Linked DNA regions of Homo sapiens: region 2 is linked to region 1. The links are chromatin loops, found by intact Hi-C in ENCODE. Cell type or tissue: IMR-90. All regions are shown on one strand. Each heading gives the region's core, and the rest is flanking DNA. Links, peaks and the distances in the headings are about the cores only.

Region 1 (15,957 bases), core at 3,828-11,827:
ATTTACTTCTAAGGACTATATTATATGTTATATATAGAGTATATTATATATTAGGAGATATATATGTATATACATCGTAATTTGTTTTTTCCAAAACAGCCACTTTAGTGTCTTACACATGATAAGTAGATATGAGTAGATGTTCAATAATGGTATCTAGGCATTTAATAACTTAGAATATTATAATCAAAATGCATTCTTTTTTTTTTTTTTGAGACCGAGTTTCACTCTTGTTGCCCAGGCTGGAGTGCAATGGTACGATCTTGGCTCACTGCAACTTCCGCCTCCCAGGTTCAAGCAATTCTCCTGCCTCAGCCTCCCGAGTAGCCGGGATTACAGGCATGAGCCACCTCGCCTGGCTAATTTTGTATTTTTAGTAGAGATAGGATTTCACCAGGTTGGGCAGGCTGGTCTTGAACTCCTGAGTTCAGGTGATCTGCCCGCCTAGGCCCCCCAAAGTGCTGGGATTATAGGCGTGAGCCACCATGCCCAGCCTCTTTTTTTTTTTTTTTTTAATTAAGTTTCAAGGTACATTTGCAGGATGTGCAGGTTTTTTACATAGGTAAAGGTGTGCCGGTTTCACTCTGTTGCCCAGGCTGGAGTGCAGTGGTACGATGTTGGCTCGCTGCAACCTCTGCCTCCCAGATTCAAGTGATTCTCCTGCCTCAGCCTCCCAAGTAGCTGGGATTACAGGCATGTACCACCATGCCCGGCTAATTTTGCAGTTTTAGTAGAGATGGGGTTTCACCATGTTGGCCAGACTAGTCTCGAATTCCTGACCTCAGGTGATCTGCCCACCTCGGCCTTCTAAAGTGTTGGGATTACAGGTGTAAGCCACTGTGCAAGGCCAGCAATTATGCTGTTACAAGGAAAAATACATACGGAAAAGTTTACATCTTGCTAACATTACTGATAATATTAATGTAACAGTCTTATGTATGGACGTCTCCTTAATGCTAACTGAGCAGTTTGTTAAGGGATTTTCATATGCTCCGTTTAAATCCTCATGACCACCATTTGAGGTGAGAACACTAAGGCTCAGAAATTACCTAACCTTTCCAAAGACTCACAATGGTTACTAAACTTGAATAACATACACATTTCTTTTATAGGAAAGAAATCTTATATATTCCAAGAATACGTTTGCACATACCCCACACAGATATACCTGGTGGTTACGCTACCAAGCATTCTATCAAATATGTTTAACCCTTAATGGAGCTAAAATAAAATTACATTTGCAATCAAACATACTAAATCATGTAATTACAGCTAATAGAAAACAACAAAAAAAGAAAGATGGATGACTGTTTCAATTTTCTTCTTGGACACCAATTCCTGAGGGGTATATTGTGTTAAGTCAAAATAGAGATTTTGGTGGAAGTTTGAAGACATTATGAAAAGAGTACCTATGCATTTAAAGTGTTTTTGAAGTTGTTTTATAGGTTGAATGACTTCACTTTCCTGGTCTAGGAGTATTATTGCACTACTGTGACTTGACTTTGCTATGATTCGCATATTTTGTTTTAACATTAAAAAACTGAAATGGGAAAAAGGCCTTCCCCAAGGTAGAAAAGATTTGAAAAAAGAGGAATGGTGTAATTAAAAGGGAAATATGTATAAAATGTCTAGGGTGGGCCAGGCGCGGTGGCTTACGCCCGTAATCCAGCACTTTGGAAGGCTGAGGCAGGCTGATCACTTGAGGTCAGGAGTTGGAGACCAGCCTGGTCAACATAGTGAAACCCCATCTCTACTAAAAAAAATACAAAAACTATCCAGGCATGGTGGCCAGCACCTGTAGTCCCAGCTTCTCGGGAGGCTGAGGCAGGAGAATTGCCTGAACCTGGGAGATGGAGGTTGCAGTGAGCTGAGATCGAGCCACTGCACTCCTGCCTGGGCAACAGAGCGAGACTCAGTCTCAAGAAAAAAAATTAAAAAAATGTCTAGGATGAAGTTTATTCTGAAATGGAGAAGAAACAGGGAATGAAGTTACACACGTTGAGATCCTGGAGCTAGCAGATGGAGAAGTATGAAAAGCAAAGTGATCTTGTGCAGGATAAGATGATGGTGTTCATTGGAAGTATTTATATATCTTGGAAAATAAAAATTTAGATATTCTATATTGGAGGAGTACAAATATTTAGAGCATCACAAATTGATACACACAAATGAAACCTAAATCACAGTACTTATTGTCATGAAGACTCAATTATCTAAGTCAGTTAAATTGTCTAACATCAGTAATGCAAGAAGTTGACTTTTAAGGGTTTTAAAACAGTTTTGGAAAACTAATTTATTTTACATTATGTTTATAATAATTTTTGCATGCAATTTTTTTAAATATCTATTATCCACTTAGATACTGTACTTTGGGATATAAAAACCATGGGAAATTTGGCCCTTGAGTTCTATGATACGTCTCAATCTATTTTAGTGATTTGTGGATTGGTAGCTTATCCTCTAGACTAAGTGGTTAAGGTTTTATCAGCACTGCAATGAGATAATCATCTCACACCTGTTAAGATGGCTGTTATAAAAAAGTGAAAGGTGTTGTTGAGAATGTGAAGAAAATGAAAGCATTGTCCACTGTTGGTGGGAATGTATAATAGTGTAGCTGCTATGGAAAATAATATGGAAGTTCCTCAAAAAATTAAAAATAGAACTACCATATGATCCAGCAATTGAAATCAGAATCTCAAAGAGATATATGCACTTCTGTGTTTACTGCAGCATTATTCACAATAGCAAAAATATGAAAACAACCCAAATGATCATCAACAGATAAAAGAGTAAAGAAAATGTGGTCTGTATATAAAATAGAATATTATCTAGCCTTAAAAAAAGAAGGAAATCTTACTATTTGTGACAGCATGCATGGACCTAGAAGAGACATGCTAAGTGAAATAAGTAAAGGGACACGAAAACTTTTGACAGTGACAGATATGCTTAACAGGTAGACTGGCAGATAAGAAAAAACAAAGTTAAAGCTGAAATTTCCAACTGATTTATCTTAGCCTAGGGATTAATCATTAGATCCGGTCTAGTTGGCCTCCAAAATGTGTAGGTCAGGAGTTGGCATCCAAGTTGGTATTGGTGCCATTGAGGTTTGTAGGGAGGGAAGACCTGGCAGAGATCCCAAGGGCAGTGGTAAGCGGCTGCTGAGTCCCTCCAGGCCAGTTCCAAGAACTCACAACCTCACTCCTCTCAGCATTTATACTCTTCCTGGAATTTAAAAGCAATTCCTTCTTTCCTTCCCTCTTTCTTTTTTCCCTCTCTTCCTTCTTCATAAAGTTTTATTGTAGACATCAGATATAGCAATGAACAACACATGGAGATGTGACGCCGATTTTAAGAGATAATGAAGAGATAAATATTCGCCACTATCCATCATTGTACCATAAGATATGCTGTGAAAAACAATAAAACAGGACAGAGAATTGAGAGAAGGAGGTATTATTTAAAGTGGTCTGAAAAATTTTATACAGGGTATTTGAGTAGAGACATGAAGTAAATGAAAAACTAAGGGAGCTAGCTAAACAACTGAAGAATCATTCTAGTCACAAAAAACAGCAATTGCAAAAGCCCTAAGGCATATTTGATGTATTTAAGGAGAAGCAAGAAAACCAGCATGGTTGAAATACAGACAGCAAGATTGAAAGCAGAAGATGAGGGTTTTTCTTGATTTTGTAGGGATTACTAACCTGCGTCGAGGGCTGCGTGATAAACCAATGCTAAAATTACCAGCATGGGTACAACTTTGGAAAGGGATGAGTGTGCTCTTTTTTAACTGGATCTCTTTCTGGACATGGGTAACATAAAACCAGAAAAAAATGTTTGAGAAGTTTCTAATTTCTATACAAAAATAATGTTTTTGTCTTTTTTTGTGATTTAGATGTAAATGTATATGTACATGCATGTATATGTATTTATGTACTGATTTACTATTTATGTATATGTAAATGTATTTATATTTAAATGTCCTATATTCTCTTCCTGTCTGTAATGGATTGGATTCTTGGAACCTCTTACTATTTGGGGCAGGGGGCAGGGCTAATAAGACAAAGATTACAATTGAGAGTAACTTTAAATGTTTGCATTTTGGAAACTTAATGGTGGGAGTACAGTAATATTTTGTATATTTCGATCAATTTTGATGTTTATTATATGATTATTTCTCATGAAATAGTGGTACTGCATAGATATAAATGACTACTGCCTAGCAAAACAGATACCAAGGAGACACCGCATGTTGTCAGGGTTGACCGGTTGCTAACTGCTGTGATTTTGTTCTCTTACTGACTCTTTCTGCCTTACGGATCTCAAAACACGCTAGTGAATTTAAAAATTTATATTTTGGTAAAATATATATAACAAAATTTACCATTTTAACCATTTCAAATGTACAGTTTAGAGGTATTAAGCACATTCATGTTGTACACGATCACCACCATCCATCTTCAGAACATTTTCATCATTCCAAACAAAAACTCGGTAACTATTAAACAATGACTCCACACTCCTCTCTTCCCCTATCACCCAGTAACCACTATTCTACTTTCTCTATGAATGTGACTATTCTAGGTACCTCATGTAAGTGGAACCCTATAGCATTTGTCTTTTCATGTCTGGCTTATTTCACTTAGCATAATGTTTTCAAGGTGTTCATCCGGGTCGTAGCATATATCAGAATTTTATTCATTTTTAAGGCTGTGTAGTATTTTATTGTGCATTTATACACATTTTGTTTATCTGTTCATCTGTTGATAGACATTTGGGTTGTTTTCACTTTTTGGCTACTGTGATTAGTGCTGCTATGAACATTGGTGTACAGATAACTACATGCGTCCCTTCTATTAATTGTTTAGGATGTATACCCTAAAGTAGAATTGCTGGATCATGTGATATTTCTGTTTAATTTTTTGAGGAACCACCACAGTGTTTTCCACAGCAGCTGCACTATTTTATATTCCTATCAGCAATGCACAAGGGTTACAATTTCTCCACACCCTTGTCAATGTTTCTTTTCCTTTTTTTTTTTTAAACAATAACCATCCGACCAAGTGTGAAGTGATATTTTATTGTGGTTTTGATTTGCATTTCCCAAATGATCGGTGATGTTGAGCATCTTCCCATGTACTGATTGACTTTCTTTGGAAAAATGTCTTTTCAAATCCTTTGTTCATTTTTAATCTGCTTGTTTATTTTTTGTTGAGGAGTAGGAATTTTTTACATATTGCCAATGTTAATCCCTTATCAGATATATGATTTGCAATTATTTTCTCCCATCATATGGATTGCCTTTTCACTTTCTAGTAGTGTTCTTTGATGCACAACAGTTTCAATTTTGACAAAATCCAATTCAGCTCTTTTTTTCTTTTGTTGACCGTGCTTTTGGTTCCATGTCCATGTGCCAAATCTAATGTCTCGAAGATTTTTCCCTATGATATTTTCTTAGAAATTTACAGTTCTAACTCTGACGTTTAGGTCTGTGATTCATTGGTGATTTTTTAAAAATTCCTATATAATTCGTAGACTCTAAGAGAGTTTCCAGCTTTCCCATACCCATTGTCCCCAGAGATCTGGTTTTTAGTCTGAATGTGCCTTACTCTGAACATGTGCCTTCCATTTCAAGAACTCCCATTTCATTTTGTTTTGTTCTGTTTTTTCTTTTATACCAGTATTAAAACTTTTGAGTTGTTGTATAAATATACTAGCAATTTAGGAGAATTCCTGATGGGAAAGAATATCCTTGCCTAGCTAGTTAATGAATTTAGGGACCCTTCATTTTCTAATCCTAGATATGATTAAATCAAACAAGGATTCATTGTGCTGTAGTTGTAATCCACACAGACCATTTTACAAGGCTTTGCACAGAGAAGGTGCTTAATACTTGAGTAAACAAATTGAATTAATGAGTAAGAAAGAAAAGCTATCTTGTTTTCTCAACGGTCAAGTAGATCAATGATTTCTACTATTTAGAATCTTAGATTTATTTTAATAAAGCAAGTTCAAAAATCTCCTCTCTCTGTTAATTTTTAGTAAAGTCACTTATTTTTCACTCAGTTTTGTTAAAGTGTTTTCAGAAGAGTTTGTTACCGAAAACTGAAGTTTTAAGGTTAGTGTTTATACCACAGATATTTCTTGTTTTTAGACAATCCTTGTGGAGGTTAAGTCCCCTAGGCAATACCTTTTCCCACTGGGGAGTTACAAGCAAATGAAAAATGGTGACTATTTATGGAAACTCCAGGTCACTAAGTAAATTTTGCATTTTCATGAAAATATGACATATGGACATTTAAAAAAATGAACAGGTCAATTCATCAGTTAGAATAATAAAAAGAAGTCTGTAAATAAAAGTTAAGCACCTTTGTCATTGAATTGTTGTGAACCGTTTTTGCCTATGCACTTGCTTTATCTCAGAATCCAAGCCTCCTGGTCAAAGTTATATTCCTAATAAATTTAAAAATAATAATTTAATAATTTTAATTCCTTCTGGAATATAAATTTGATCAGGAGTCTTGGATTCTGAGATAAAGCAAATGTTTAGGCAAAACACTTCCTTCTGGAATATAAATTTGAGGAAGGATAGGAATTATTTTCTTCCTATTCATTTGTGATCCTGTGATTGTTATCTAATTTGGAATATTCTTCATGACTCCAATCCTATTTATATCTGTGAGGTTCTGAAAATTCTGCCCCAAAATGGCAGAAAGTAAGAAATACTATCACACATTTAATTCACCCTTAAAAAAATAGCCATACCCTTTATCTTTGAATATATTTTTAACAACAACAACAGAAAGAGAATGCATTTTAAACAATATCACATGAGTTTCATCATATTCCCAGATTATGGTGAGGGTTCCTAGATACCTTGCCATAATCACAGCCTTTAGTTCCAAGAGAGAGCAGAGAAATAAGAAACACAGGAAGTCATATCTATGAACATGTTAGTTTGCAAAAGGTTTGTTAGTAAACTCATGTTATTTATACCATAGTACTTTACCATCTCCAGATGAATTTCCACTAAATAAACTGTTCCTTTAGACTCCTCAAACCAGATTACCCCCTTCCTTTGCTAATATAGATTCTCAAACAATGTCTTCATCAAAAATCTTATGAGTAGATGTCACTAGTTTTGACAATGTCCACAAATGTTCCAAAGAATACTTTGGCATGCATGCTTCTTAACTCACTTATTTTGATATTGAATTAAAGGGCTTTTAACAATTCCTGCCCCATCAGGAATATTTCATCAGCAGCTGTTACTGTGCTTGGATTTTGCCTTCTTGAATGAATACCTAGTCTTTTCTCACTTTAGCATTAAGTTCTGGAGCATCCGCTGCTAATGAAAAATCCTCTGACTCATGCTAGAGCATTTTCATTTTTTTAAAAAAACAATGTTCCTTGTATCTTGCTGGCTATTGCCTAAGCTCATTATTTTAAACTTTTGCATAATTCTGCTCAGTCCTAGAGGGTCATCATTACTGTCAATGATTAAACTTTTATGCACTTGCCACATTTATTATTTTCTTACTTTCGATCATTTTATTATTTTTCTTTGGTTCCCATGATATTCCAATGTTTTTGTTATTAAATCTTTCAACATCCTCGGTGTGTTCAGTGTATCCACATTTATCAAACCTGATGGATTTAAGAATTTATATAACCTTGAAAGCAAGGCCCACATCCTGTAGACACTGAATAAACTAATGAACTTTGTATTGGCAGGACTAAAATGGCTGTGTGTGGCATATATTGCCACCTGTTGGTAGAAGGCAATGTAGTCTTGGTTTTGCTATAAGCATACATTTTAGTCTTTAAAATATTCTGAGTTGAAAGCTCCCTAAGAAGAAAAGGTTTTGTATATGCAATACAAAAGCTTTTCTATTATAAAGTAAGCAAATATATTCTCGTTCCTAAGAACATTAGCTTTAGGTATACAAAATCAACTTAGAAGAAAGTTGCTAAAATCACTAATAATAACAGTTACAATGTATTGTGCACTGAAAGTGTAACAGGAAATGTGCTAAGTTATTAAAATTCAGTGTCTAATTTTTTCCACTAAAATAACCTTAAAGGATTATCATTTTCAGCTCCGGTTTGCTATATAAGAACTGAGCTTTAGAGAAGTTAATTAAATTCCCCAAGGACATAAGCTAGTAAGCAGTAGAGATGGGATGTGAACCCATGCCTCTCTCACTCTGGAGCCATGAATTTAACAACTGGGTTATGCTGTCTTACTATTTTACTGCAGATCTATATTTTAAATTAAAGCCATAAACATGTTTGGCAAGATAAAACATAGGTAACAAATATACTCCACATAAGATTTTCGTAAGGTTTTGTGTTTATTGGCCAACTCATGGCTTATTATTTAAAAATTTCAGTCTGTATAGGGAAGAAGGATAATAATCTTGCTGTTATTTATTTAGCCTAGGCACTGTGGTAGGCACTTTACCAAAACCATTTCTATTCTACATGATAACTTTATAAGACAGATATATTTCTCTCTTTCATTTATGGGGAATTTGCATAATGCTGCAGAGCTAATTATATGGAATAAACAGGAAATTCAAACCTAAGTCTGCCTGGTGCCAAAGTTATTACTATGCACTTTCTCCTAAATCATGTTGATGTTTTGAGGGAAGTGGATACATGTATAATAATATTGGAAATACATTTTCTCTCTAATTATTTAAATAAGGGTATAGAACCTGTTCTGCAGCCATAAGTCTGTGATAATTTTGTGCTCTCAATAAAGTCTTAACTAACAGAGAGATGGGATTTAACGTGAACTAAGAAGTATTTTCTGTCTTCCTTTATACATGCTGTACAGATAAGACTTTATGAATTTTTTATTAAAACGTTCAGATATGCCAGCAAATGTTGACACTAATCTTAAGTTTTCCCAGGGTAATACACTTCTTAAGATTATAAACTTTAATTTCTTTTTTTTTTTTTCTTTTTTTTTTTTTTTTGAGACAGAGTTTCGCTCTTGTTGCCCAGGCTGGAGTGCAATGGCCCGATCTCAGCTCACTACAATCCACCTCCCGGGTTCAAGCAGTTCTCCTGCCTCAGCCTCCTGAGTAGCTGGGATTACAGGCATGCGCCACCATGACCAGCTAATTTTGTATTTTTAGTAGAGACGGGGTTTCTCCATGTTGGTCAGGCTGGTCTTGAATTCCTGACCTCAGGTGATCCGCCTGCCTCGGCTTCCCAAAGTGCTGGGATTATAGGCGTGAGCCACCACGCCCGGCAAACTTTCATTTCTTATAAACTTGAGGAATACTATATTTTAAAAGGCTATACATAAGACTAACTTCTATCTTAATAATAAAATAATAAATATAATATAAATGATTATTACAGGGTATTATGAAATACCCAAATCACAATATTTTAATAATCATAGAATTTAGAAATAGTCCCTATCAGTTGTCTGAATATAAAATTATCGCATATACAGCTTAATTTGTTTTGCATACCAGTTGTTCAACTACTATAAAATGCCATAAAATTGAATGATTTTAGGACATGAAATATTGAACTACTCTTGTTGAAGTTATTAAACTGATTTGCCATCTACCAAATTAAGCATTTCTAAGAAATAATAATTATTTTAAGAATTTATTTACATGATTAACATAATGTTACTTATGAAGGATGCAATGGTAAGATTTCAGCAATCAGGCAAGTATTTAATGAAAAGTATTTGGTTTCATATATATTGTATTTGATTTCATATATATTGATACACTTAACATTAGAGGTTCTAAAATGAGTAGCCAGCCTGCCTGTTTTTCTTGTGATATTATACTTGGCATACTTTGTTTTTATAATCTAAAGAAGAGGTATTAAAAAAAGAGTCAGAGTGCTTACCATTGGCAGTTCCTTTTAACCTTTTAATTTATAAAGACATTGCAATCCCAATGAAAATAAAAATAGAAATTTTCCCATTTGGAATTAGATAATCTGGATCTAGTTGGGAAATTGTACACACATAAAAGAGTAATATCTAATAGCACCAACCCTAATACATAATGTTATTTTATGCAAATAGGGTAATTAAAATAGTATGGTGACCTACATAGATAGTTCATTGGAAGAAAATACGATATCCAGAAATAGACATAGTTACATATGAGAATTATAAAGGTAGCATCTTAAATAGGTTGAAAGAAATATTATTTAATAGTTATCATTGGGACACCTGGGTAGTCATGTGGATAAAAATAAATTCAGATTACTGCTTTGCCACCTAACCCAAGATACATTTTAGTGGAATCAAATATTTAAAATAACATACAAACCACAAAACTGCTAGAAGAAAACATGTGAAGGTTTTGTTTTCTTTTTTCTTTTCACCTGAGATGGATAATATATCAATGTCATTACAAGGTTTGAGGGAGGAATATCTCACATATGCATGTGAAAACCCAGTCATCACACTTATGAAGTACTTGAAGTAGAAATTATTTTCTAAGATAATATAAAACACAGGAGCCACTGGAGAAAGGATTGGTGAATTCAATTTAATTAAAATGTAGATGCTTTTAAAAGATAAACTACCATAAACCAAAAGAAACAAAAACAGCAAACTTACAAAAATATTTGTATTGTATACCACAGAAAAAAAGCTAATTTTATTATTTTGTTAAGAGTTCCTAAATTAATAAAACACTGATAGTCTATTAAAAAAGTGGACAAGACTACATACAGACAGAGCACAGAAAAAAAAGCACAAATGGCATCTGAGGATATGAAAAGATCCCTGACCTCACTCACAAAAGAAAATGCAAACTAAAATGATAAGAATTAAGAAGTTTTCGGCCGGGTGTGGTGGCTCATGTTTGTGATCCCAGCACTTTGGGAAGCTGAGATGGGTGGATCACATGAGGTCAGGAGTTGGAGACCAGCCTGGCCAACATGGTGAAAACCTGTCTCTACTAAAGGTACAAAAATTAGCCGGGTGTGGTGGTGGGTACCTCTAATCCGAGCTACTCAGGAGGCTGAGGCAGGAGAACTGCTTGAACCCAGGAGGCAGATGTTGCAGTGAGCTGAGATCGCACCAAGGCACTCCAGCCTGGGCAATGAGAGAGCGACTCCATCTCAAAATAAATAAATAAATAAATAAATAAATAAATAAATAAATAAATAAATAAAAGTTTTATTCCCCACTTATTAGGCTCACAAAGATGAAAAAAAATTTATGAAATACTTTATTGAAGGTATGTGCAAACAATCCCTGACACATTGTTTGGGGAGAGCATGGATTGATAGGCCTTTATGAAGGAGTTACCAATATACCAATAACCTCCTTGGTAGTTTCAAAAGGTGGCATCTTTCCCTGTTTGGTATTGGAGACCCAATACAAGAAATGGGAAAGTGAGCATCAAGCAATGCAAGCTTTATTCGATGGCCAAAGAATGGAGAAGTGCAAGTATGGCGCACAAGCTAACTTCTTGACTAGTGAGGAGTGAGGAAATTGAAATAGAAAGTATATCTAATGAAGAAGTTGGTCATTAAGAGTGAGGGGAGGAATGTTCATGTCTTTTCCAGAAATAGGTGGTGAACTTCTTGGAACCAGAGTGCCGCCTTCCTTTTTGTCCTTTTATGGCTTCTTCTGGTCATTGTCATGGGGATTATCAACTGTCATGGCACTGGTGGGGGTGTCATTTAGCATGAAAATGAGATTATAATGATGCCTGAGGTCTTCTTGAAGTCCTTTAGTCAACTATCTTGGTTCTAAGCAATCTCAGCTGCTCTGGTTACAAATGGAACATTTTACCTGTTTCTTAAAGATCAGCAGAGTTAGGGTAGGATAGAAATTCAGCTATGGCCCTGTAGGCGTTACACTAGGTAACAAAAGAGAATTCGGCAATATTTTATTATGGCAAATTAAAAACGCACATACAATTATGACTCAGCAATTTCACTCTGAAGCATTTGTCTTACAAATAAAATACCGTACTGTGAAACTATTCAAGAGAATGTCCTCACTTATAAGTGAGAGCTAAATGATGAGAACACATGGACACATAGGTGGGAACAACACACACTGGGGCCCATTGGAGGGTGGAGGGTGGCAGGAGGGAGGGGATCAGGAAAAATAACTAATAAGTACTTGGCTTAAGACCTTGGTGATGAAATAAGATGTAGAACAAAACCCTGTAACACAAGTTTCCCTGTGTAACAAACCTGTGCATGTACCCCTGAACTTAAAATAAAAGTTACAAAAAGAGCCCACAAAAGAGTAGGTTAAAAAAAGAAAAAAACTAATGAGAAGATAATTATTGTAGCTTTGGGAAACAACCTAAATGTTCTACAGTGTGGGAATGACTAAATAATTTGGGTACAGCTGTACAATAGGACTTTATGAAGCTGCTATAAAAAGAAGTAGCTTTATACATGCTGATACAGAAAGATTTCCAAGTCTGATTTTTAAGTGACGAAGGAAGGTATGAAACAATGTTTATATAGGGTATTATTTGCATGAAAAGAAAAATGAATAGATGTATACATGCTGATAAAACCACATGGATGGATACACAAGGGGTTGGTACTGTGGTTGTCCACAGGGGAGGAATTTGGATGGCTGGGAAACATTGAAGAGTGAGAGAATTATTTTTCGTTATACATACTTTTGAGTTTTGTGGCTAAATTTATTCTTCAAAAATAAATATAAGAATGCTATTTATGGGGAAAAAATGGGAGTCATAAACCTGCAATTTGGACCTAACTTTTCAACTTAAAAATGTTCTGTTCTTGGAGTTACTAACTGCTCTGATGCTTAGGATGATAATCAAATAATAGTTCCTCTAAAATATGTCTGGAATGAACTTGAATGAATGAATGAATGAATGTTTTTTGCAAACCATTATGTGTGTAAAAATGTAGAGTATTAATATAAGGTTTATTTAGAATAGAGTCATCTGCATTAAAGAAACTTCGTTATACAAAAATCTAAATAAAAAAATGTTGTACAGTAGCTCTGAGGAGGTGGATGACCCAAACACTGAGAAAAGAAAAGAGGCAGAGGCTGAGCAGGATAGTTCAGTTTGAGGTAAAGAAGCAGCCTCACCCAGCCTCAGACAAGACTCCAGGGACTGTGTGAAAAACCTCATTTTGGCCAGGCGCAGTGGCTCACGCCTGTAATCCCAGCATTTTGGGAGGCCAAGGCGGGCAGATCACAAGGTCAAGAGATCAAGACCATCCTGGCCAACATGGTGAAACCCTGTCGCTACTAAAAATACAAAAATTAGCTGGGCGTGGTGGCAGGCACCTATAGTCCCAGCTACTCAGGAGGCTGAGGCAGGAGAATCACTTGAATCCAGGAGGCAGAGGTTATAGTGAGCTGAGATCATGCCACTGCACTCCAGACTGAGAATCTGTCAAAAAAAAAAAAAAATCTCATTTCTAGGCCTATGTTTCCCAGAAATATGTCATGAAAATAAAACTGCCCTCCCAATGGGAAAACATATATATGCACAAAAAGGTAAATATTTTTAATGTTAAAGTTACTGCATAATTCCTTTAAAGAGTAATTATATATTTCTATTCATTTTTGAAAACCAGTTTTAGTAAAGACAAAGTTAAAAGATGACAAACTGGCAAAAGAAAAAAAAAAGAAATTTTTGTGAAAAGGTATCAATATCCTTAGCGTGTGCACACACACCCACACACACACACAATCCCTTGGCAAACAAGAAAATAATGAATATTTCAATAGAAAAAAGATCAAGAGACTAAAGACACTGACCAAAGAAGAACTAGAAATGTTTCACGAAATTCACATTTTAGATAAAAACGTTTTAAATATCAAATTATGAAGTTTTTTTTTAAATGACTATACTTAACATTGTGGGAAAATATATGCTTACATGTTGCTAAAAATGATATACATTTTTATAGCCTTTCTGGAAACATTTTGTCAGTATGTATATATATATAAAAGAAGACAGGTTGGGTGTGGTGGCTCATGCCTGTTATCCCAGTGCTGCCAAGAGGCAGAGGTTGCAGTGATGGAGTGAGCCGAGATCATATCACTGCACTCCAGCCTGGGTGACAGAGAGAGACTCCATTAAAAAAAAAAATTAGCCAGACATAGTGGTGCACACCTGTAGTCCTAGCTACTTGGGAGGCTGAGGTGGGAAGAACACTTGAGCCCATGAGGTTTGGAGGTTGCAGTCAGCTATGATTGCACCACAGCCTGGGTAACAGTAGGAGACATTGTCTCTTTAAAAAAAAAAATCAGTAATTTTCTTGGAATAGGTTAATTTCATTTATTTTTTTCTATGCTTTTCAGTTTTCTAAATTTTCTCCCAATGAAAATTTGCTATATTTATATTCAACCATATTAATAACCCCAAATTAGTCACATGTGCAACTTTCTGCAAATAAATGTGTCTTGGATTTAATGGAAATGAAATCTTTTCAGTATAGCTTCTCCCTGTTATTTGCGTACAAGCTTCAAACTGCATAAACTATTTTAATGGCAAAAATTAAGTTAGGGTTAATCAACCATCTAGGATTGTATCTGTGCCTAGGTTTCTAAAACAATTAAATACTTGATCGCTTTGTTGGATGTTCAAAGATTTGGCAATTTGTCCTTAAATATATGTTTCAAATAAAATATCTACAATTTTAAGGTGCTTAAGTACTGGTGAACATGTCAAAATGTGCCTAATGTATTTTTAAGTTCTGCTGTGAACTTAAAAACTTTGGGATTTGTGTAATCCCAAATTAGAGAATTTTAAACTTTAGTTGGTGTCCACCATATTGTCCCCCTTTTCATCCATCTGACCAAACTTTTAACCTTCCTGTTTATGGCTGGGGAAAAAAAAAGCTACTTTAATTAAACCTAAGCAGATAGTGTTGTTTTTAAATTGTATTTCGATGTCACTAAAATGGGGAAACAGGTTGTAATAGCAGAATCCTTATATTTTTTGCACATATCAGCCTCCATAAAAGGATGGAAATTGCTTTGTTTTTCAATGTTTTAATTTTTTTAATGAGGAGAAAAAGAGCAATTGAGAGTGCCATAAATTAAAGATAGCGTTTCTGATGTAAAATCAATGATAGTTATGGATTATTGTAAATGTTTGAAGATGCTCTTGGAACACTGAAAAATCTTAGAAAATTTTGTTAAATAATAATTAAAATTGTCTTAAATTAGTGTGACATCTATGTTAAAGGCAATATAATTAGATAGCGTGCTTCTTCAAGTGCTTGGGTTAGGAGAAGTATTTCACCATCTTCATTCATCAAGCATTTAACAATTTTATATGATGTGCCAGATATCATGTTATACCTTGGTGATAATACATGCCTAAGACAAATTTCCTGTCTATGAAGTTTGGAATCTAGTTGAAGGAGACAGGCGTGATGAAAGAAATAAAGCACTGTAGAAGTAGGATAAAAATCCGCATTTAGGGGACTGCTGGCAGCTCAAAGCAGACTGGAGATATGGGAGAAAGAGAAGCTGATGAAGGGTTGAATTTATATTTGAGGGAAGGAAGGAGGCGAAGTCAGATCTTTTCATACAAGAGGTATTGAGCCAAATATTACAAAGCAAGTAATCAGGTGATCAGGATAGTTGAAACTGTTCAGATAAAGGGAACATTATGAGGATGCAGAAATTATCTAGCTGACCTTTGGGGAAATTAAACGTAGAATAATGTAGCTGGAATGTAGACTGCAAATAGGGAAACAGAAGAGGCTGTCAGCATCAGGTTAGTAAAACCTTCTATGACAGACCAAAGACATGACAGGTTATTCTGTACATAGTGGGGAGCTGTAGATTATAATTTTTTTTTAGTCATGGGAAGATTATCAAATTTCCTATTGCAGACAAAGGGTCTCTTGTTCATTGAATGAATATTACATAATTTATTCAAACTTGCTTGGTGTTAGGCAACTAAATGTTTTAAGGCATTTTTTTGTAGCACAGCTCTT
Region 2 (15,957 bases), core at 4,002-12,001, 160 kb before region 1:
TTATTGGTTTGTTCAGGTTTTCGGTTTCTGCCTGGCTAAATCTTGGAAGATTTTGTGTTTCTAGAAATTTATCCATTTCCTCTAGATTTTTTAATTTGTGCACCTAGGGGTATTCATAATAGTCTCCAAGGATCTTTTGTATTTTTGTAGGATAAGTTGTAATGTCACTTTTGTCATTTCTGATTGTGCTTATTTGAATCTTCTCTCTCTTTTTCTTTGTTAATCTATCTAGTGGTCTATCAATCTGGTTTATTCTTTTGAAGAACCAACTTTTGATTTCTGATCTTTTGTTTGAATTCTTTTTATTTCATTCATTTCTTCTCCAATTTTAGTTATTTCTTTTCTTCTGCCAGCTTTAAGGTTCGCTCTTTTTTCTAGTTCCCCTAGGTGAAATGTTAGATTTGTCTACTCTTTTTTTTTTAATATACATAACATAAGAATTACTTGTTCTCTAAAAATATATTTGGAATCTCCAATAAAATTTCCTGGGCCAGTATCATTATTAGTGGTAAATCTTTATATCTTTTCAAATTATTCTCTAATTATTGCTCTCTTTGGATTTTTTCTTTTTTGTTAGTTTAATTCATTTGCAGTTTCAAATGTAATGTTGTACTTCTAATGACACTAGTTACTTCATGCTTTTTAGCATTCTCTGCAACTGAAAATATGTCATCTTTATTCTAATTTTATTGTACCTTTTTTTCCTTTTATAGGCTCGCAGATAGTTTATTTATTTTATTTGGATTTTCATTTAATTTTATTCATCAAGTCTATAGTGCCTTTTAATTTTTCTTTTAAATTTTATTACTAGTTTATACTTTTACTAGTATTAATCCCTTCATACTACATGATTGAGGTTGTTATGATCTTCTGTTACTTTCTTGAGTTTAATTTTCTTCTAATCAACAAATACTATTGAAGTTATAATTTTCTTCTGGTTCTCATGTATTTACTGAATTGCTATAATTTTTAGAAGGTATAGTTCTATTGGTTAATCTAAATACATTATATAAATATGTTAGGAAATGTAAATAAACATTGGTTATTTAAAACAATAATAACAATATGTACATTTAAAATACATGATGAAGATAACTCAAGTTGAGAATACAGTAAACTGAGTTAAAGTGTTATGAGAAATTTGTACACCTTAGAAGAAGTAAAATGCTAATTTAAAATAGATTTAATAAATCATGGGTTCATTTTTTAATCTTTAGAAAACTCATTCTCCCCTCCCCAGAAATAACACAATCTATAGTGAACAAGTTAATATAAAAGAAACATAGAAATATTTTTAAATGAGCTTTTAATTTACAATAAGTCAAGAAAGACAGCAAAGAAAAACAGGAACAAAAAGGAAAGATGGATAAAAGAGTAAGCAAATAGTGCTAGATCCAAATATGCCAATGACAACATTAAGAGATGAGGATTCTCTAATCTGAATGAAAACCAAGCCTAACTATTTGTTGATAACAATCTTGATTGCTGATTAAGAGGATGTTAGCCATTCCTTAAATATAAGAAAGGATGAAAATAAAAGGATATAAAGTGATATGCCATGCAATATTAACCAAAGAAAGAATAAACAGTCTTATTAAAATCATACAAAAAGATTTAGAGCAAGAAGCATCACTGGAAACAAAGATGGCATTTCAAAATGATAAAAGATTAAATACAGTGATAAAATGACACAATATTACATGTTTGTGTACCCCAAATGTAGCTTCAAACAGAAGAGCCAATATTGAGTAAATAAAATGAAAAATACGCAAATCCAAAAATCATACTAACCTATGTTACCATACCTCTTTCAGTAACTCATAAAAAAGTGGCAAAAAATCAGAAAGCATATAAAATATTTGAACAGCACCATTAACAAAAATGAGCTCACTGACATAAGATCATTCTACCCAATAATAGAATACACCTTTTTGCCCAAGGGCTGTGAAATATTTAACAAAATAGACTATATCTTGGACCTTAACCCAAGGTTTGAAAAGCACACTGAATATTTCTCTGATCACAATGTATTAAGCTAGTAGTAAATAACAGCAACGAATAAAATATCTTCAACGGTTTAGCAATTATATAAAGCACTTCTGACTAGCTGATTGGATAAACAAGTTGTCAAGGAACTTAGATAATATTTTGAGCTAAATGAACATGAAAATAAAACAGAGACTTGAGAAATGCAGCTAAAGCCGAGCTAAGTAAAATTGATAGACATAAAGGTATATTGTGGAAAAGAAGAAAGTCTGAAGAATCCATCTCAAGAAGATAGAAAATATCAGCAAATCCATTCCAAATGAAAGAGAATAAATAATAAAGATAAAATAAGTGCACAATAAAATAGAAAATAATAATAGATTCAATAAAACCAAATTTAGTTCTTAAAGAAAATTGAAAGGAAAAGAAAACTAATCAAGAAAAAATAAGAGAGAATTTAAACATGGGTCATTACTACATATTCTATAGGTTTAAGATAATAAGATGAGGGTATAATGGACAACTTTATACCAAAATAGACTAAATTCTTTAAAATGTAATTTTCAAAATAAAGCATGAGAACAAATGGAAAATATAGTTCTATTTCTATTTAAAAAATTAAATAAAACTTTAAATCATTACCCTGCAAACAATACCAGGTCCAGATGATTTTGCAAGTGAATTTTTCAAACATATACTTAAATTCTTTCAGGAAATAGTAAAACTACTCAAATTCTTTTATATGATCAGCATAATGACAAATCCTATAGCTGACGAGCATATTATAAAAAGACAAATTACATGCCGATGTCTCTTATCATCATAGATCCCAAAACTCTGGGCAAAATGTTAGTAAATCAAATTCAATATATTAAAAAGGATAATAATCCATAATCAAATTTGTGTTATTTGCAGGAATGCAAAGATAGTATGACAGTCTACAGCAGAGTTCCATCTCCAGGCCAGAGTCCTTCTTTCAACTGAATTTTGAACCATTTGCCTCTTTTGCTTCTTGATTTTCTCAATTTTATTTATTTATTTATTTATTTTTGAGATGGAGTCACTCTGTCACCTAGGCTGAAATGCAGTAGCGTGATCTCAGCTCATTGCAACCTCTGCCGCCCAGGTTGCAGCTAGTCTCCTGCCTCAGCCTCCTGAGTAGCTGGGACTACAGGCACGCACCACCACGTTAGGCTAATATTTGTATTTTTTAGCAGGGTCGGGTTTTCACCAAATTGGTCAGGCTGGTCTCGAACTCTTGACCTTGTGACCCGCCCTCCTCGGCCTTCCAAAGTGCTAGAATTACAGGCGTGAGCCACCGTGCCCAGCCTCAACTTTATTTTTAATATAATTTTCTTATTATTATTTTGAGACAAAGTCTCACTCTGTTGCCCAAGCTGGGGTACAGTGGCACAATCATGGCTCATTGCAGCCTCAGTGCCTGAGCTCAAACAGTCCTCTAACCTCAGCTTCCCAAAGTGCTGGGATTGCGGGTGTGCAGCCTTAATGTCATTTTTCATATTATTCTATTTTCCTTTCTATTGCCTTTTGAAAGTTTCTAGTCCCGAATTGGGGTATCTGTCAATCACAATTCCAAATCTCTCTCTAACAATATTCAGGCAGTCTTTAAACAGTGTTGGGCATACAACTTTCCCTATTGGATCAGATTCTGAGTTCTCTGACTCTTTTCTCTAGTGAAGCATATTTCAGTATAGCTTTCTATGCTCCCTTCAGTGGAAGCTGAACAAACTGCTGCACCGTTTGAAACTTGCATTACGACTGAAATTATGTAAACATTAGCCAGCCAGCCAGCCACATTGTAGTAGGTGGAATTACACAGAAAACAGAATATGAGTTAGAAGGTTATGTGCCTTTTAATGATTGCAATTCCATGGGAACAGGTCTGAGGAACGACAATCACCAGAAAACACAAGCAAATAAGTTTATGCTTCCTTCAGCTTCTGATTTCTTTTTCATTTTTTTAAAGGGAGTGAGGGAGAACAGAATTACAGGAGTTCATTAATAAGTGGCCACAGCTTTGTAGCAAGGATGAGTTTTTGCTTTTCAAATAGTACGAACCAGGAGGATATATATTGAGAGAGAATTTATTTGGGTTACCTCTGGTCTCATACTTCTCATTGATCAAAACTTTCCCCATGAAAGATCAACTTCCTTTTACTTCCAGGTGTCTCACTTGACCATTTTATCTTTGGTAAGTGAAGCCAAATCCTTCCAACTGCTATGTGGAACTTTCTCTGGATAGGTAGTTTTGGGAAGACCAAGGGTTACAAAATTTGGCATTAGGTAATGTTGCAACGGTTAGGACAAAGTTTACATAAAGTTAGTAGAGTGACAATAGCTAGGACTCTAGAATTGGTCTCTCTCATGGCCATAAGTGGTGACAGATGTGCTCAGGTAGCCCAAGTTTGCCTGTCATACTCTAGAAAGATATTCCGTATTTCTACAGTGTTGCCTTGCCTTTTTTTTTTTTTTTTGGGAGGCAGAGTCTCACTTTGCCACCCAGGCTGGAGTGCAGTGGTGTGATCTTGGCTCACTGCCACCTCCGTCTCCTGGGTTCAAATGATTCTTCTGCCTCAGCCTCCCGAATAGGTGAAATTACAGGCGTGCGATACCATGCCTAGCTAATTTTTGTATTTAGCATTGCCTTTTTAATGAACAAAATTATTTGCTGGTTTTGAATTTGATACTCAAGAATACTGTTAGATTGACTTTCTGACTTTTTTTTAAATTCCATACCATTTTATTTTTCATATCTGGGGCACACCTTTACCCATCCTAGCAGCACATACCAGGTTAGTATCCTCAAATAACGGATCTTTCACATAAGCTGAAATTCTGAATATATTAATAAGACCAGTGCTAATGCCAAGCTTTATCAAAACCAACAACTTTACCCAAACACATATTTTTCATATTTTATAGCACTTACAGTACAGTCATTATTTCTGTTAACATTTCTTAAGTGCACTATGCACTGCTCAGACATTACAAAACTTGGTGTGAGACTAAACCTGGATTCCTTTTAGATGGTTATAAATAATATTCACTGCAAAATAAATTTAGAAGTACATTTAGATGTCAGTGAAAGTGGAAAGAGAGTGGTTAGAAATAAGGGAAAAAAATGACCGAGATGCTAATTCATTTTACAAGTTATTTAACACTTCTTTTATATTCAAGTTACAATAATACTGGAAATTGTGTTATTGCCATAAAAGATGACTACTTCCTTTTAGCATCTCTATTTAATTGTGTTTAGAAAATGGATTCAACTTTAACTTGCCACTCATGGCTCTTAGTAAAACTTGGAAGGAGTTACTTTTCAACTCTCCACTCAGCATGTCCCAGCGGGCGTGAGAGGAGTATTACATTCTTCTGACGCTTGGCATAGCGTTCTAAGAATATATCAACGCTTAAAAGCAGTTACATTAGGAAAAGTGAATATTTGGATGAAGCGAGGGCACTTTTCTAGAGAAAATAGAGCAGCCCCTAGGAAGGTGCTTGGCTGGTGCTCAACAGTAATGCAGGGAGGCAGCTCATGCAGGAGGGGGAGGGGTGTAAAGAGGCAGCTCCTTCTACTCCTCACAAACGAATACCTTAAGCTAACGGTACAAAATTACTCCATTATTATATTCATGATCCTTGCCAAACCAGTAAAGGACAGACTCTCGTGTGTCTAAACTTGTGATCTGATCTAAACTTAAAATGGAGATCCCCGAACCCCACTCTCCCACTCAGTATTTACTAGGTTTTCAATTAGTTCTTCAAGCCATTTTAATGAAAACTGAAGTTTGAGTACTGTGATTGGCTCAGAATCTGAAGGTTAAGAGGTTATCCTCTAGAGGTTAAGAGCATGGACTCAGTGCTTATCTTGGGATGATAATTTTATTTCCCTTGTGTGCCTTTAACACAGCATAGGATGTGTGCTCGATGAAGGCTGGCTGTAATGACAGTCGTCAGACCAAAGCTCCATAGTTCCAATGCCTTTGCTTCTTGTGTGCTGACTTTAAATAAACTCATTTCCCCTTTAAGAATGCTCCAAATGATCATTTTCACTGGATTTAAAACCTACAGAATTAGGTGTATATTTTTAATTGAAAAAATAAGCATCCTGCATTTTTTTTTCAGAGGCCAGGGGCTTCTTTCTTATGATCTAGTTATGTCACCACACATGAGAAAGCCTAGAATTCTTTAAGTAGAAGCATCTTTGTCCAGTTGTGTTCAATGTGAGAGAGGCACAGGCTGAGTTGCCCCCAAGTCACTGACACATGAGTAAGCAATTCGGAATTATTTGCAGCCTCAGAACAAGTGAAGACTAGATCTCAGATGGACAAGGAATGAAGGAACTAGCTGAGGAGAGAGGAGCCCCACTGAAAAATGAATCTAGGCTATTTTCATAGAAACAAATTATTTGAGCACCATATACTGCATTATTTACACACTTCATTCTGACTCTGACTTCAAGAATAACTAACTCCATGAAATGAATGCCATATACATTGTATCTAATGTCATTAATACAAATTTAAAAAATAAATACTATTTTTAAACAATTGATTTTAGGTAAAATGAAGTGATTGTGCTCCACATAAAATTGTGAGTTTTCAGCTAGACAATTATAGTTTTCTTGGTCTCAAGTCCTCAATACTTGGAGAAACTGCTGGAGCAGTAATCTATTTCTTACATTATCCTCAGCAGCTAAATGCGTTTTCAGTTTTTCTTCCTCACTCTTGGACTATTGAAAATCATTACCATTGCAGCAAGACTAATTTTTGTACCATTACAAATACTGACATTTATTCTTAATGACTCTGTGTGTGGAAGCCAAAAAGCTATTGCCATCGATTGTATGCAGAAAGTTCTTTTAGTCACAATTATAGCATTTGTAGAAATTTTAAAATCTGAAATTGCAGATGTCTTGGATGATAAATTCTCAATTATCAGTAAAATAAGAAAGATGATTTTCTAAAGCAAATTTAAAAACATCTGGAACTTAACGTCTAATTTTGACCCTCACTATGATGTTTTTTTTTTCTCAATTCCAATATAAAATGGTCTTTTTATAAGATCACACTCACCTCCCCCAAAGTGTAGCAAAGATTTCCTGGGATTCTGAGTTCTCTAAACAGATTTTCTCAAATAAAGTTTGAGCATTGATTTTATATAAATTCCCTTTAGTCTGCTAGAATTTCACATGTGATCCTTTCCCTAAAACACTTTAGTGCATTATTTTTTACTGAAATGATTTAAAAACCTTCTATTGTCCTTCCTGCCAACTTATTTCTTTCTCCACTTTCCTTATTTTCCCTTAAGCCTAGTTTAGGGGAGACTCAACTATTTAGTGGAAGATAATGATTTCCAGGTTTTATTTATTTATTTATTTATTTATTTATTTATTTTTCTTTACAAACTCATCCCTATTTCCAAACAAATATCATCTCTGGAAATATAAGCCCCTTACTCTTATACCTCTTGGTCAAATTTCTTGCAGATACAACCAAACCAACTGTTAATGGATTTGTGATTGAAATTGCTACATTAGTCAAAGCTTAGCCATAACTTCTTATGAGAAGTTTCTTTTTTTATTTCTGTCATCTATATTGATAAAAATTCTTCTTGATCCTCCATAACACTTTATTTTTAATGCACTTATCACATTACACTATAAGTCCTATTTATTTGTCTGTATCCTTTATTAGACAATAGAAACTGTCAGCCTTGTGCCTAGCATAATATGTGTCTGAGTGCCGATCTCAGGACCTCTCAACCTCCATAATTGCATGAAATATATGTGTATTGTAATTATATATATATGCTATGTATTATTATAAGATTATATATTATTATGAGAGAAAATATTAACAAAATATCAATAAATATAGGAGAACAGAGACTAATACACCAAGTAATTAATGAGAGGGAGAGAAAAGGAAAGGAGCAAGGGAGGGAAAGAAGGTGAGAAAAAGAGAGAACCAATACAAACTCTGAATTTTGTATTACAGGCTGGAATTATTTCAGATATACCAATTGCATCAACTTAAACATGTCAAACACATTTACTAATATCACCAAAGCTATAGCTAGAATAAAAATAGATCTGCTTGCTGAGCCAAAATTATGCACAACACCCTATCTGCAATAGGAAAAAGCTTAATGAAATGGTGGGAGTAAGGGAAGGGGATACTGACTGTGTGGCATACAAGGCTAAATTTGAACACCAGAGGGCGGCAGGGCATTTTCTCATTTGAAATATAGTCTCTAAATTCTTGCTGTAAAAATCATTTGAAATCAGCCACGTTTACTGAATGGCCACTGTATACAGACCCTTGAATAATATGTTGAAGAAATTTCTTAAGAAATAATATATACAGCTCACAAGATTTAAATTGCAATAACTTTTAAATCTACCATAGAACCTATGTTTTCTTATTTCAGTCAATGTTTCCTAAATCAGTTAAAACCAAAGTTGCTAATGCTCATGCCTCTTTTAGCATCAGACTGTAATTTACTAAGTGGCATTCTACTTTCTTTGTCCAAATTCTTTCTGAATAAATGACAGTGACTAAATTAGTGCTAATTCTCTTCTCCAGTATTCAACCTGCTTCACATCATAGTTTTCAGAAAATCACTTTTGTTCTTCATGTGAAGAAATACAAGCAAAATTTTAGAGCTAGAAAGTAGACAAGATCATGGAAACCAACTTTTTGTACCTCTTTATTTTGCAGATGAAGCAGCTGAGAAGAGAAATATCTTCCTAATATCATACTATTTTCAAGTGCTACATTGATCAATATAGTAGCGATTAGCCACATGTTGCTATTTAAGCTTAAATTACAAAAAATAAAATTTTAAAATGCAGTTTCTCAGTTTCACTGCAAATGCTCAATATAGCTACATATGACTAGTGACTACTGTATTATTCAGACAGATACCAAACATGTTCCTCTTTGCATAAAGTTGTTTTCCTTTTTTAAAAACTATACATTTATCTTAACCACATTGTAATTTATGTTTAATTACATTGCGTAATTCCAATGTAAAAAAAATTGTGTCTTATCCATAGACTTCTTTGGAGTATTTTCCAAGTCTACTCCCCCATCTTCATTTCTATAGCCACTACTGCAATAGGCTTTTATCATTTCATATTCTTTGGTGTGATCACTGCAAGAGCAGTCAACGCTGGAGAAATTTTTGCTCCTCTAATTCAATAATAATAATAACTAACATACATTAAGAACTACCAACTACCAGGCCCTTTGTATATACCTTATATGAAAAATTGCATATTTTTTTTTAACTTTTATTTTAGGTTCAACAGTATGTATGCAAGTTTGTTATACAGGTAAACACTTGTCACTGGTGTTTGTCATGCAGATTATTGTATAAAGTTCTTTAAAACAGTGCTAAACCAGAGAAAGAGCTGGAATAAAACCAGATCTCTTGAGAAGACGTGCCAGAGAAATTGAGCCAGAAAAATGAGATTTCAGCAAACACAAAGAAAAAGAAAGTTTCAAGAAGGAAATAATACAACAGGGGTGTTAGGCAGGTGGAAAATGAAAAGCATTCATTGATTCTCTTGTTTCAGGAATCTCGTTAAATAACTATATACAGTGCTTCTCAAATCCCAGGATCCTAAAATAATATCCTGATTTTCCAGAAAGATAATATAATTGTAACAAAATGAGGTGTACTAAAGTTTAAGACAAAATTGTATATAATATCAATTAATTAGCATTGACACATGTCCAATTTTAATTTTTTGTCATGTAAACTTTACAAAATGCTTGCAAAATTAAAAACTGAAGGAAAGCTAAACTAATATGGTGCCTTATAAGGACATCGGCCACTACCTCAGTGGTACGCAAGCATTGTGTACCCTCTGCAAGGTATTTTATTCACATTAAATTCCCATGTTGGTGACCCAGGCAAAAGCATTAAAGTGGGAAGAAAGAGCCTAAGGCCAAATACCAGAATGGAATGAAAGAACAAAAAGGATGAATGTAGAAACATCAACTATTAAAGACCAGGAGTTTGTTTCACTGCACTGACTACTTTAAGATTAATAGATGAACTTCAGACAAGTTCACAGATCTTCTGAAACCACGTACAAAACTTTCTAGGTTTGGGCATTTGTTTCTTCTTCTGTAGATACAGTGCATAGTGTATCATTTGAAAATAAAGAAAAAAAGGTGAAAACTAATTGAGCAAGGTCCATGAGGAAGCAGGTAAGAAAAGGAATCAGGAAGAAAGGGAGAAGTAAGTCTTCCTTCTCAGAGTTACAAAAGCCTCAGTTTTGGTCATCGAAGTGAAGAAAGGTGGATAGGCAGAGAAACGGTCTTGAATAATCAGATCATGGAGGCCTGAAAAATTGTTTACAGACCTTCACATTTCTTCTTGATTTCTCTGAAGCTTTCTCCAAATATTTTTTGCTATATATGATCGCTACATAGAAAACTGTATTTCTAAAACCATATAATACATTGTATAGAATATATCTATAAACAATGATTATAAACTAATTTATCAATAAATACTAAGTAAGCACTTAAGCTGATTGTGATCAGTGCTATGTTTTAATATTCTGGTCTTGTACCAAGACCAGAACCCTCCAAAAAGAGATCTAGATGCGGTATAACTTTAATGTTTTGAAAACATTTAGTATGTTTGAGAATCTTCCTTTCCTTTGTTGCTCATGTTACCTCTCTCCAGCCTGTCCAAAGTCCTCATTGTACTTTACAATAAGCAGTCAAGTTCCTAGGCAGCCTGTCTAATTACAATGCAGCGCTGTTTTCCTCTAGCCTGTCCAGATTAATTTTACTGTAAAGTATATATTTGGAAACCATTGTTATTCTGTTATTGTTTTGATTGTCCTGAAGGTCTCTATTATCAACAATCCAAAAATAAATAAAATGTAACATTTTTAAAGTAATTACCATCTTGAAGAGCCCTATTGCATCATTTAGTCTTTCTAATTACTTTAGACATATGTACTATACATTATTATCTTTTTTTACAGATGACTTAATATAGGCAACAATTCTTGAGTCTCCAAAGCTCATAATTTTAGCTATTCACTCCTACAGCCTATCAGTCAAAAACAAATAAACATATATCTGAGTGTCTAAAACACTGAGACCTAGTGGTAAGAAAGAGATACATTCTCTGTCTCCTTGAGTGTCACACTCTGGGAAGAAGGTACAATTAAACAAATAGTGACAAAACTAATAACTTAATTATAAATGGAATATGAAAGCCCATAACTTGGCCAGCTAACTCAGTCTGGTAGGATGCAGCAAAGGATTCCTTAAGGGCTTAAAAAATGGACAAACAATTGAAAAGAAAATACAGCTAGAGGCAAAATAGCTTGAGATACTTTTGGAGACGTCCCTGACTCATGATTAAGTAATAATTAATTCTTCATGCTTTTGTATAAACAGAAGAAACACATTAGTATGTTGAAGAAAAATCCTAATTTCTTTGTTTGTAAACATTCTAGAATAATGGATTTAGATGATCAGTTTTTTTAATCCCAGCTGGTATTTGTTGTGCAGACAGATGCTGTTGCTCCTCCTGGAGCATTTCATTCAAGTTGACTGATGATTCCTTCAAGATTTGTTCCTCCCTAAGCTATGATATTGAGGGAGGAGTCCTGGAGGAAATTCTATTCTGTTTCCTTGAAGAATGCAGTTAGTTTTGGGAGAGAGTTGGCAGTGCAGGAGAGGTGATAAGGTAAGGTCTGTAACTCATCCGGAGGGCTCAGTTGAATGGAGAGGTGGGGTTTGGAAGGATGATGGTAGGAAATTTCTCAGGTTATAGCTATAATGCAATATTGATTTAACAAAAGAAAAGCCTATTAATATCTGGTTATTTTTCTGGAAATTCCTCTCATACCTGATGAGGTGAAAAGATGGGGATACCATCTATTTGGAGAACCGCCTCTTTAATTGCTGTTTTGTGAAATATATTACTCCAGGTTTATTTTTTTTTTCAGGTGGATTAAAGAGATAAAGCATCAATCAGGACAAAAGTTGGGACATTGTTTATTATCTTCATATTGGTGTGACTGCGGCCTAAAAAATTATATATTTATTTTCAATGTATTTTTGTGTTTTATTAAGATAAACATGAACATAGTTTAAAAAGTTAAATAGTCCTAAAAGACATAAAACTCTCTCATCTTCCTGAATTCTCTTCCTGATAACCAATTATTTAAATCATTTTAGTGGTTTCACCTGTAATGTTCTACCACATTTACAAAAAATAGATAAAAACTGCTGTCTTCTAATTCATCCATATTAGATACTATCTATAACATTTCTATTATATAAAATTAACATTTTACCTCTCATTCATTCACTTTCCATGCAGTCATTCTGCCACTGTGGCTATATGACACTGATTACGCCCACACTGGTTATTTTCATAATTATGATTCTGTTGAGTCAGAGAGTACTGTAATCATATTGCTTCAAATATATGGGTGTGTATATATATATATATATTTGTTTTTCTTAGAGTTAATATTTGGATAACTTTTTAAATGTATTTTTTTAAACCATTGGCCAAGTATTCTGACACCTTTCATTTCTGTAATACACCATTGTTCCTCTACCTCCAGTCTGCAGCAAGTACCCTGGGGGCCTCCTGTGCATCTCCCTTTCGGCACATCCATTCACATCATGAGGAAACGCCTCTTTGCATTTCTCATATATTGAAACCTTGTTTATTCGATACCAGGAACTGTTTCATTTTGCTCCCTCTTTGGATATATTACACCTTTCAATAACTTCTTTAGCAAGAATACATAAAGGTGAAAAAGTGCATATAAAATACATTTTGGGGAACTTCCATGTTTAAAAATTATTTGTATTCTCTCATATTGATTTATGGCCTGAATGTGTATAGAAATCTAGATTAGAGATAAATTTTGTACAGAAATTTGAATATGCCACTCTATTGTCTTCTGGATTCCAATGCTGCTATTGATACATTTGATACCATTTACAGCCCAATCCCTTGTTCTTGTTTTTAATCTACAGACTTTATTACAATCTCGCTAGTGCCCATCAATGTCATTTTTCTGGTTCAAGATCCATTTCAGGCAATCTGGCAAGATGGCCGAATAGGAACAGCTCCAGTCTGCAGCTCCCAGCAAGACCAACACAGAAGGCGGGTGATTTCCGCATTTCCAACTGAGATACCCAATTCATCTCATTGGGACTGCTTAGGCAGTGGGTGCAGCCCATGGAGGGCGAACAGAAGCAGGGTGGGGCATTGCCTCACCCAGGAGCCAGGGGACCTCCCTCCCCTAGCCAAGGGAAGCTGTGAGGGACTGTGCTACCCTGCCCAGATACTGTACTTTTCCCATGTATTTTGCAATCTGCAGATCAAGAGAGTCCCTCGTGTGCCTCCCTGGGTATCGAGCACAAAACTGGGCTGCTGTTTGGGCAGACACTGAGCCAGCTGTAGGAGTTTTGTGTGTGTGTGTTCCCCAGTGGCACCTGGAACCCCAGCAAGACAGAATCATTCACTCCCCTGGAAAGGGGACTGAAGCCAGGGAGACAAGTGGTCACACTCAGCAGGTCCCACTCCCATGGAGCCCACAAAGCTAAGAACCACAGGCTTGAAATTCTCACTGCCAGCACAGCAGTCTGAAGTTGACCTGGGATGAAGGAGCTTGGTAGGGGGAGGGGCATCCACCATTACTGAGGCTTTAGTAGGCGGTTTCCCCCGAGAGTGCTAAGGAGGCTGGGAGGTCTGGACTGGATGGTATTCACCACAGCGTGGCAAATCGGCTGTCACCAGACTCCTTCTTTAGATTCCTGCTCACTGGGCAGGGCATTTCTGAAGAAAAGGCAGCAGCACCAGTCAGGGGTTTACAGATAAAAGTCCTATCTACCTGGGACAGAGCACCTGGGAGAAGGGATGGCTGTGGGCGCAGCTTTAGCGGACTTAACCTTTCCTGCCAGCCAGCTCTGAAGAGAGCAGCTGATCCTGACAAGGAGGATTCTCCCAGCACAGCATTCAAGCTCTGCTAAGGGACAGACTGCCTCCCTCAAGTGGGTCCCTGACCCCTATGCCTCCTGACTGGAGAGACCTCCCAATAGGGGTCAACAGACACCTCATACAGGATAGCTCCAGCGGTATTAGTTTGGTGCCCCTCTGGGACGAAGCTTCCAGAGGAAAGAGCAGGCAGCAATCTTTGATGTTCTGCAGCCTCCATTGGTGATACCCAGGTGAACGGTCTGGAGTGGACCTCCAGCAATTTTCAGCCAACGTGCAGAAGAGGAGCCTGACTATTGGAAGAAAAACTAACAGGCAGCAACAACATCAACATCAACAAAAAGGACCCCCACAAAAAAACCCCGTCAAAAGGGCATCAACCTCAAAGATCGAAGGTAGATAAATTCACAAAGATGAGGAAAAACCAGGACAAAAATGCTGAAAATTCCAAAAAGCATAATGCCTCTTCTCCATATGATCGCAGCTTCTCTCCGGTAAGGGCACAAAACTGGATGGAGAATGGGACTGATAAATTGACAGAAGTAGGCTTCCGAAGGTGGTTAATAACAAACTCCTCTGAGCTAGCGGAGCATGTTCTAACTCAATGCAAGGAAGCTAAGAACCTTGATAAAAGTTTACAGGAACTGCTAACTAGAATAACCAGTTTAGAGAGGAACATAAATGACCTGATGGAGATGAAAAACACAGCACAAGAACTTTGTGAAGCATACACACGTAGTGGAATCAATCAAGCAGAAGAAAGGATATCAGAGATGGAAGGTCAACTTACTGAAATAAGGTGTGAAGACAAGAGTAGAGAAAAAAAAGAATGAAAAGGAATGAAAAAGCCTCCAAGAAATGTGGGACTATGTGAAAAGACCAAACCTACGATTGATTGGTGTACCGGAAAGTGACAGGGAGAATGGAACCAAGTTGGAAAACTCACTTCACAATATTATCCAGGAGAACTTCCCCAACATAGCAAGACAAGCCAAGATTCAAAATTGGGAAAATACAGAGAACACCACTAAGATACTCCTCGAGAAGAACAACCCCAAGACACATAATCATGAGATTTTCCAAGGTTGAAACAAAGGAAAAAATGTTAAGGACAGCCAGAGAGAAAGGTCAGGTTACCTACAATGGGAAGCCCATCAGACTAACAGCGAATCAGGCTGCAGAAACCCTACAAGCCAGAAGAGAGTGGGGGCCAATATTCAACATTCTTAAAGAAAAGAATTTTCAACCCAGAATTTCATATCTAGCCAAACTAAGCTTCATAAGTGAAGGAAAAATAAAATCCTTTACACACAAGCAAATGTTGAGAGATTTTGTCACCACCAGGCCTGCAATACAATAGCTCCTCAAAGAAGCACTAAATATAGAAAGGAAAAACTGGTACCAGCCACTGCAAAAACACACCAAAATATAAATACCAAGTGACATGACACTATGAAGAAACTGCATCAACTAATGTGCAACATAACCAGCTAGCATCATGATGACAGGATCAAATTCACTCATAACAATATTAAACTTAAATGTAAATGGGCTAATTCCCCAATTTAAAGACACAGACTGGCAAATTGGATAAAAAGTCAGGAACCATCAGTGTGCTGTATTCAGGAGACCCATCTAATGTGCAAAGACACACACAGGCTCAAATAAAGGATGGAGGAATATTTACCAAGCAAATGAACAAAAAACAGGAGTTGCAATCCTAGTCTCTGACAAAACAGACTTTAAACCAACAAAGATCAAAAAAGACAAAGAAGGGTATTACAGAGTGGCAAAGGGATCAATGCCACAAGAAGAGCTAACTATCCGAAATACATATGCATCCAACACAGAAGCACCCAGATTCATAAAACAAGTTCTTAGAGACCTACAAAGAGACTTAGACTCCTACCCAATAATAGTGGAAGACTTTAACACCCCACTGTCAATATT

Evidence for each region. A loop is a pair of places that touch in the nucleus more often than their neighbours do. Peaks named below come from ENCODE experiments on the same cell type or tissue, not always from the same donor. Only the 100,000 strongest peaks of a DNase experiment are listed, where the experiment ranks them.
Region 2: it touches region 1 in a loop (13-fold over the local background); 26 of 110 quality-filtered maps call a loop at or near these places.

The regions. Positions count from the first base shown.
Region 1 is chr2:166,353,244-166,369,200 of GRCh38, reverse strand. All of the region lies in intron 1 of SCN9A (sodium voltage-gated channel alpha subunit 9), which reads left to right. LOC124906181 (small nucleolar RNA U13) reads right to left here and starts at 10,471; the gene lies at 10,368-10,471. In IMR-90, for the core only: a CTCF peak has its summit at 7,770 (motif pointing left); a DNase peak (open chromatin) is centred at 7,350; H3K27ac peaks cover 308 bases.
Region 2 is chr2:166,509,160-166,525,116 of GRCh38, reverse strand. All of the region lies in intron 1 of LOC124906087 (a long non-coding RNA gene), which reads right to left. Among named protein-coding and RNA genes, the nearest start is that of SCN7A, 23 kb to the right of the region's middle. RefSeq lists a silencer at 13,953-14,206. In IMR-90, for the core only: a CTCF peak has its summit at 8,213 (motif pointing right); no DNase peak of the experiment used is centred there.